Linked DNA regions of Homo sapiens: regions 1 and 2 are each linked to region 3. A link is a loop called in an ENCODE intact Hi-C map of the cell type or tissue named here. Cell type or tissue: ascending aorta. All regions are shown on one strand.

What was found. Hi-C counts contacts between places; a loop is a spot of excess contacts. Peaks named below come from ENCODE experiments on the same cell type or tissue, not always from the same donor. Only the 100,000 strongest peaks of a DNase experiment are listed, where the experiment ranks them.
Region 1: a loop joins it to region 3, with 4 times the contacts of the local background. A loop is called at or near these places in 5 of 110 quality-filtered maps.
Region 2: it touches region 3 in a loop (5-fold over the local background); 5 of 110 quality-filtered maps call a loop at or near these places.

The regions. Positions count from the first base shown.
Region 1 is chr4:1,725,398-1,727,897 of GRCh38, forward strand. TACC3 (transforming acidic coiled-coil containing protein 3) reads left to right here. Exons shown (of 16, transcript NM_006342.3): 4 at 2,311-2,500. Among named protein-coding and RNA genes, the nearest start is that of TACC3, 5.1 kb to the left of the region's middle. In ascending aorta, a CTCF peak has its summit at 1,052 (motif pointing left); DNase peaks (open chromatin) are centred at 1,024 and 2,124.
Region 2 is chr4:1,869,984-1,872,483 of GRCh38, forward strand. NSD2 (nuclear receptor binding SET domain protein 2) reads left to right here and starts at 1,410. Exons shown (of 22, transcript NM_001042424.3): 1 at 1,410-1,559. RefSeq lists an enhancer at 339-840 and silencers at 574-833, 864-1,093, 1,144-1,843. In ascending aorta, no CTCF peak of the experiment used is centred here; DNase peaks (open chromatin) are centred at 548, 1,168 and 1,615; H3K4me3 peaks cover 2,202 bases; H3K27ac peaks cover 2,137 bases.
Region 3 is chr4:2,412,459-2,414,958 of GRCh38, forward strand. All of the region lies in intron 1 of ZFYVE28 (zinc finger FYVE-type containing 28), which reads right to left. Among named protein-coding and RNA genes, the nearest start is that of ZFYVE28, 4.9 kb to the right of the region's middle. RefSeq lists enhancers at 1-112, 1,105-1,354. In ascending aorta, a CTCF peak has its summit at 1,089 (motif pointing right); a DNase peak (open chromatin) is centred at 963; H3K4me3 peaks cover 1,266 bases; H3K27ac peaks cover 1,687 bases.

The DNA of each region.
Region 1 (2,500 bases), 690 kb before region 3:
CTGAATTTGCAGTTCTTCCCATGTCTGCTTGCTACTTTTCAACTTTGTTTTTTGCCCCTTTTGAAATTTGGTCAAACGAAGCGAGAATGAATCAAACATTGGTTTACAACGACCCCAAGAAGGAAGGGAGACCCAGCAGCAGAGAAGTCGCCTCCCAGCTGCCATGGGTGTGATCCGTCCCAGAGCCACAGATCCCCTGCCTCTCCCCTATGCCTCCAGGATCACCCAGCAGCCTCCATAGGGCAGAGGGTGTAGAGGAGCTGGGAGGGGCTTGAGAGGTTGGCCCTGAGGGGCTCCAGCCAGAGTGACTCTGAGCTTGTGGCTTGGACTCGTGGCTGTCATCTCCTTTCTGGAACTCTGCTGAGGCCCAGGTGGTGGTCACTGTGGTGCTCCCACGTCAGTGGGATGAGACCAAGAGCAGCCGCTGCGTGCAGCTGCCCACGTGTCATTCAGAGGACAGCCGAGTGGCCGCCTGGGAAGGCAGTGCCGCCCCAAGGTGGCAGCTGGGCAGCAGAGGAGTTGTGAGCAGTCTGACAGGTCCCTCACCCTCAGTTTCTCAGTTTTGACATCTTCAAACTTAGAGTTGGAAGAGAAGGGCAGGTGACATGGGCCCCTTATCTGAGGCACTGGCACATGACCCTGCGTCTTCTCAGGGACCTGAAGGCTGGGGAACAGGTGAAACAGTGTTTGTGCCCTCTGTGTTGTAGTCCAGCCCCAACCATCCCAACAGCCGCCTCTTCTGTCAGGGGCCCTGCGCCATGCAGTCCCACATTGTGAGCAGCGAGTGCCCCAGAGACAGGTGGGTCCCTGGGAAGGTGTTCTCTGCACCTGTGCCACTCCACTGTAGCAGGCGCCATCCCAGGGAGGCGTCGCAGAGGCCACTCAGGTCCTTCTGTGCCTGCAGGTGGCATCCTGCACCTCAGCCCTGCCCTTCAGTGAAGGCTTTGACTGTCCCTGGCCACAGCACTGCCAGTCCCCGACTTGAAGGGGAAAGCAGATTCATGCAGAAAACCTTTGTTTACCACGCCCCCTGCTGGCCATCCTGGGGCCTGCAAGTCCCCAGGACTGATCTGTTGGGCATGTCCTCGGGTGAGGTTTAAGCCACAGGACAATGTTGACTGAGCTTTCTTGTTTTGCTTGTAGCTGATGTTTTCACGCAGATTAAAGTGTTATCGGAATGCTGTCAGGTCCCTTAATGTTAGAATTCAGGGTCATTAAGTGGTGCACACCCTTCAGTGATTAGGAGAAACACAGGCGGAAATAATGATTATATGACTTACAGGCCCACAGCAGGCTGGAGGCCACACAGAGGACTGGGGCCAGGCCCTGGAGCATAGGCAGGGGACAGCTGAGAGGGTGGCAGCCAGCCTTGTCTATCGGGGAGTAGGGTGGGGTCACTGTATGCTGGTGGGCAGGTGCTCGAATGGATTTTTTACAGGAAATGGTGGATGCCGGGTGCGGTGGCTCCTGCCTGTAATCCTAGCACTGGGAGGCCGAGGCGGGTGGATCACCTAAGGTCAGGAGTTTGAGACCAGGCTGACCAACATGATGAAAACCTGTCTCTACTAAAAATACAAAACAAAATTAGCCAGACATGGTGGCGGGCACCTGTAATCCCAGCTACTTGGGAGGCTGAGGCAGGAGAATCGCTTGAACCCCAGAGGTGGAGGTTGCAGTGAGCCGAGATCATGCCATTACACTCCAGCCTTGGCAACAGAGCAAAAATCCGTCTCAAAAAAAAAAAACATAAAAATAAAGGAAGTGGTGGGAAATTGAGGAGCCCAGTCTACCAGGTGGGAGAGATGCCTCCAGGCTTCTTTCTCTGGCATCAGCTTGAGGCATTTGGGTGTGCTGTCCCACATCTGACCCCCCAGGCAGCAGCCTGTGCTGTGTGCATGCTGTGGGCCTGGGGGCAGACCTCGTGCATGATGACGAGTGCTGTTTGGGTGGCAGAGGCTGCTGGAGGAGTCTGGGTCCAGCACCTGGCAAAGCGCGTGATGAGCACAATTAAACAGGCAAGCAGCCCAGAGGCACCCCTGTAACTTGGAACCCCAAGAAGCATGAGGGCGGGGTCAGCGAGGAAGTCACGTGGTTGTGTCCAGCCGTTCCACCGGGAGCTGGTCCCTGGGAGGACAGGAAGGAACTACATTGAGGAACTGAGGTGGGGGGTGGAGAACGGGAAGCCGTGCCAAGGGTGACTCAGCCCTGCTTCTGGTGTGAGAATGTTAAACCTATGTTGAGAATGAATGCTGAGGCCCCTAACCTCACCAGGTACTCGCTGCTTCACGTTGATTAAGTCTCTTTTAAAAGCCAACAGCTCATCAAGGAAGTGGATGCCAAAACTACTCATGGAATTCTACAGAAACCAGTGGAGGCTGACACCGACCTCCTGGGGGATGCAAGCCCAGCCTTTGGGAGTGGCAGCTCCAGCGAGTCTGGCCCAGGTGCCCTGGCTGACCTGGACTGCTCAAGCTCTTCCCAGAGCCCAGGAAGTTCTGAG
Region 2 (2,500 bases), 540 kb before region 3:
GGGTTCTCTATTCTGTTCATGGATCTATTTGTGTATTTTTCCACCAGTACCACAATGTCTCAATTACTGTAGCCTTATAGTAAGTCTTGCAGCAACCCTTGTTTTTTTGGGGGGGCCACAACTCAACCCATACAGGGGCCCAGCACCTGTGAAGGGACAGCAGCGGAGGCGGCGCGGGAGAGGAAGAGGAGGTGAACTGTGGCCACTCCTTGGTGGCTGGAGGTGGGTCCGGGGAGGCAGGACCTGGGCTGAGGTGTCGTTCTATAGCCCGGGTAGCGCACTTTCACAAAGCTCTCCTTGACCAAACTCTCGCCAGGCTCCCCTGGGCCCGCTTCTCAGCGAGGGCTCAAGCTGGGCCTGTAAAGCTCGAGCAGACACTAAGGCTCAAGGCCGAAGGTGTTCCCGGCTCCCTGAACCTGCGTGACAGAAAACCCAAGGCCGCCGGCTCCGGCAGCACCTGGAGGCAGGAGCCGAACTTCCATGGGCGGCGGGCAGCAAATCACACCGGCTTCAACCGCCCGGCCCGCCCACTTTTTGCAGCGTCTGACTTCCCCGCTCGCCCGCGCCGCTTCCTCCTCCTCCCTGTGCCGCACGCAGTCGCCCGCGCCACCCCCTGAAGCCCGGCTCTACCGCAGCGGCGCTGGGGTAGCGCCCCTGGACCAGGCGTCCTCCCCTCGCGAGCGGTCCTCCCGCAGCCGCGCCCAGCTCCGGGTCGGACCCTCGCCCGGGGGACTCGTTCACGCCCTGCGGCCGTTAGGCGGGAAGAGCACGACGCCCTGCCCTGCCCCGTCGTGGCGTCTGACCCTCTCCGCCACGTCTGTTCTGAGGCTCCGGGCCCGCCACGGCGGGGCCTCTGCGGCGGTTTCCCCACCCGTCCCCGCACTGCCGCTCCGCGAGGCGGACGCCGCTAGCAGCCTCCCGCGGGCCCCAGGCCCCGCGCCCCTCTCACGGGACAGGAGCTTGGGGACCCGCGCGGGCGGGCCGCGCGCCCAACGCCAGCCTCCGCGGCCGCGCGCCCACGGCTCGGGGGCGCCGGCTCCGGACGGTGATTGGGCGCGGATCGTGACGTCACTGAGCGCGGCGCCCGCGGGCGCCGGGTCTGGGCCGGGTGCGCGCCGCCGAGTAGCGGGAGCAGGGCGCGCGCCCGGCGCTACTCTGAGGCGGCTCGCGGGGCCCGCGGCCCGGCCCTCCCGGCGCTGCCAGCCCCGCCCGCCCGCGCGGCCCCCACCCGCCGCGTGCCTGCCCGCCCCGCCCGTGCGCGGCCCCGGCGCGGATTTGAAAAGCCCGGTCCGCGGGCCCCGCGAGCGCGGCAGCCAATCAGCGGCGCGCACTTTTCCCGCGGCTTCTGCGAGGCGGCGGCGGCCCCGGCTGCGGCGGCGGCGGCGGGCGGGAGGCGCGGGGGCGGGGTCGGCGCCGCGCGCGAGAGCCTCGGCCTGGCCGCGCTGCGCCCGCCGCCGCCGCCGCCCCCTCCCCGCCTGGGCCCTACCGCCGCACGGCCCCGGCCCCCTCCCAGCCTGCCGCTCCGGAGAGCCGCCCGCCGAGGATGCGACGCACCGCAGGTCACTGGGGCGCCCGCCCAACAGTCGCGGGCCGCCAACCGCCGGGGCTGGGGCCGGGAGGCCGGGCTGTGGGAGGCCTGAGGGGCGGCGGGGAGGACCGCGGAGGCCTGAGGGGGCGGGAGCGCCGGGAGGAGTGGGGGCACTGAGGAGGCCTGAGGGGCCGGCTCAGGGGCTGGGGGACCGGGAGGCCGGGCGGCCTGAGAGGGTCGTGGGGACCGCGAGGACCGCGGAGGCCTGAGGGCCGGCGGGAGGACCGGGCGGACCGCGGAGGCCGGGACGAGTCCGGGCAGGGGAGGGGCGGCGGCCTGCGGGCGGCGGCGGCTAACGGGGCCGGGCGGGCGGGCGCGGCCATGTTGGGCCCGGCCGGGCCCTGCGGCTGCACCTGTGCCCGGCCCGGCCGAGGCGGCCGCCTTTGTTCCCGCGGCGCCGAGCGGGTCGGGCCGGCCTTTGTGCGGCGCCCCCGGTCCGGGGCGGCCGCGGTGGGAGGGGCAGGTTGGGGTCCCGGGGCCGGCGCCGGGGCCAGGGGTCGGGCCGAGGGTCGCTTTTTGTTTGCAGGCGGTGTCTGGCGTTGACACTCGCGGCGCCCGGGCGTTGGTCAGCGCGGACGCTCCCCCGGGAAGCCGGGCCGCGGTCCGGCCCTTGGCAGGTGGAGGCGGGGGTGAGCCGGGTGTGGGTACCCTGCTGGGGGGCTGCGCGCCCTCGGCGTCCGGGCCTCCGCCTGGGATGTTCCCCTCGCCCCAGGATGCAGATTGATAGTCCTTGAAGCCTCAGTGCATGAGATGGGACCTGGCGACTTAATGGCTGGTTTTGCTCCACTCACAGGAACCGTGGTTTAAAATCTCGGCGTTTAAAAAATGCTGGTCTTAAGTTTCGGTAGAAATAAAATGGATGAGGGTATTGTATAGGACCCATTGCAGCACGAATCTTTCTGTGCCCACGAT
Region 3 (2,500 bases):
CCCACCTGACACTAGGGAAACTGAGGCACAGGTGTGGGAGGGACGAGAATTCCCAGCCAGGCCCTGGAGCTCCAATGCTATTTAGACACATGACCGGCAACCACTGAAGACAAGAAAACACTGGGGAAGCACTGAAACCCACAGCCTTCTCAGCATTTATTTTTCTTCAAATTGGAATCAGCTCACCATTATTCACCTTTGCACCCGGCACACCCTGTAGCTGCACAAGGCTGTCAACTCAAACAAAACCACACCCTGGCTGTCACTTACCAGCTCTCAGATGTGCACCTTCACACATTTAGAGCAAGCACATCCGGTATTCTGGGAATTCTTGGTGGCTGAAAATGGCCACTGAAGCCGCCTTAAATTAGCCATCTCTCCTCTTAAGGTCGAACAAAATGACCTAAAGACACTCAGCCTGTGGGGCAGGACACTGAGGCCCTGCTTCCCTCCCCCGTCTGCCCTGCCTGCTGAGTCCAAATATCAATTACGTGAAGCTCTCGACTCTCTGCCTCTGACTCGCCCATTTAACAGAAACCATACCAGACGTTTCCAGTAAGCGCCCAGCCCTGCCCTGCCAGGGAAGGAGAGCCCTGAGTGATGACAGAGTCGGCGCAGGGAGTGATGCTCGCCCTCTGTCTGCAGCCCAGGCTCTTAATTGCCCTGCAAATGCCGCTGGCACAAGGCAAGGCATGTGAGGTCCCACACTCCCCCAACCACAAACAGAAACCTCAGCAAAGCGCAGGAAATGAGACGTGAGCTGCCCGCTGAGAGTCACTTCCTAAGAGGCCAGGGAGTAGGTTCTACAAAGCCACCTCAAGAGCACATGGGCTCTCAGGCGTCCGCACTGCACTCCCGCTGACCACAGCCTGAGTGCTGATGTGGAAAAAGGAAGGCTTTCTGGGAGGGGTGGCATGACCTGGATGCAGAGCCGCCGGGGGAGCCCCAGAGCCTTCTGAATTCAGAGAACCACACACAGCTGAGAGAGACCGGTGCGCAGGGCCAGCCACGCCTGCTCTGACTCAGCACTGCCAAGCGTCCTCCCAGGACTTCCTGAGCCCCCTCCGTGCCAGGCGCCCGCCAGGAGAGGGAGCACCGCCGGGCTCAGCCTGTGCAGCATCCGGAACACTGGCTTTCCAGCAGCTCACCTCAGAGAGAAACGTGCCAGGCCAAGGACAACCCCCTGCCACAGCTGGGCACTTGGAGTTTATCAGCTGAAAACGAATTCATCAGTAGCCTGGCTAGAAGTTATCACTCAAATCCCAAGTCCCTGGAACAGGGTCTGTGCTTGGCATGGGGCATGGACGCAGTGCTGTAGGGACAGCCATTCGTTTCCCAGGTGACGCAAAGCAGGGAAGTCAAGGCACATGCCAGTGACTGCCCTCTCATAGGCCCCACTCGTGCCAGGCCCCAGTGTCCACCAAGACCCCTCCCACAGCCTTCCAAGCCCCAGCTGTATACTTCTGGGGGATCTCTGTCATCGCCCCTCACCCTCAGCCACCAGTGGGGAGCCCCAAAAGGAGGACTGGGCTGCGCCTCATCTCTGCACTTCGGGACCAAACAGATATATCCAGACCTTGCCCCACCCCCCACTCTGGGGCCCGCCCCCATCTGCCACTTCGTTTCCAGGGTGCCGCCCCTCTCAACCAGGTGGCCAAGGTACAGAGTGCTGGCCACCAATGGGCAGCTCTCTTCAAGGGCCCATGACCAAGTGGGCTGGAACCCCGAAAACCCTCAGGTGACTGAGGCTGGGTTAACAAGAGCCGAAGGGCAGGAAGTCCCATACTCAGTACTGCTCAGTCCTGGCAGGTTCCCACAAAACATGCCAGTGGGGTTGGCACCCAGGCAGACTTTACCAAACCCAAAGGGGTCTTCTTTCATAAAGCACACACACCCAGCAAGTCACTCAGGCTTCTCTTGGCAAAGGCCATGTCATCGCTAATCTGGGCCTGGAATGTTTACAGGAAGTTGCCAAATACACATCACTCAGTAAGGCAGATTTATAAGGAATGTTCTCCTACAAAGCGGGGGGACAAGAAAGGTTAATAGCCCCCACTCTGAAAACGGTCTGGGGGTGCAGACAAGCGAGCTCTTCTCGGAGTGCAAGGTTGAGCATGGTAACCAGCCACATGGGAACTACCCCATCCACCCAGCCAGCATAACCCACTGAGGGTCAATTCCTCCTCAAAGATGGAAAACACAAATTCATCCTGAGTGATATTAATATGCTCTTTGGTGATGGCCAGGAAATCTCTCCCAGGTCCAGGTAAGTGTCCAGGTCCCTCTCCCCCATGCCGGGAATTCTCACCTCCTAGTGACCAGGAACTTCCAGCCAGGTCAATCAATAGAAAGTCATAACCAAGCAAGAAACACAGCACTGAGACTTTTGTTTCAGATGAAGACACCAACCATGCCAAAATGGTTTGCCTTTCTAAAGCATAAACTCTCTTGAAAAGACTTTAAAGAAAGGCAAGAAAGTATTTCACCAACATCAATAAAG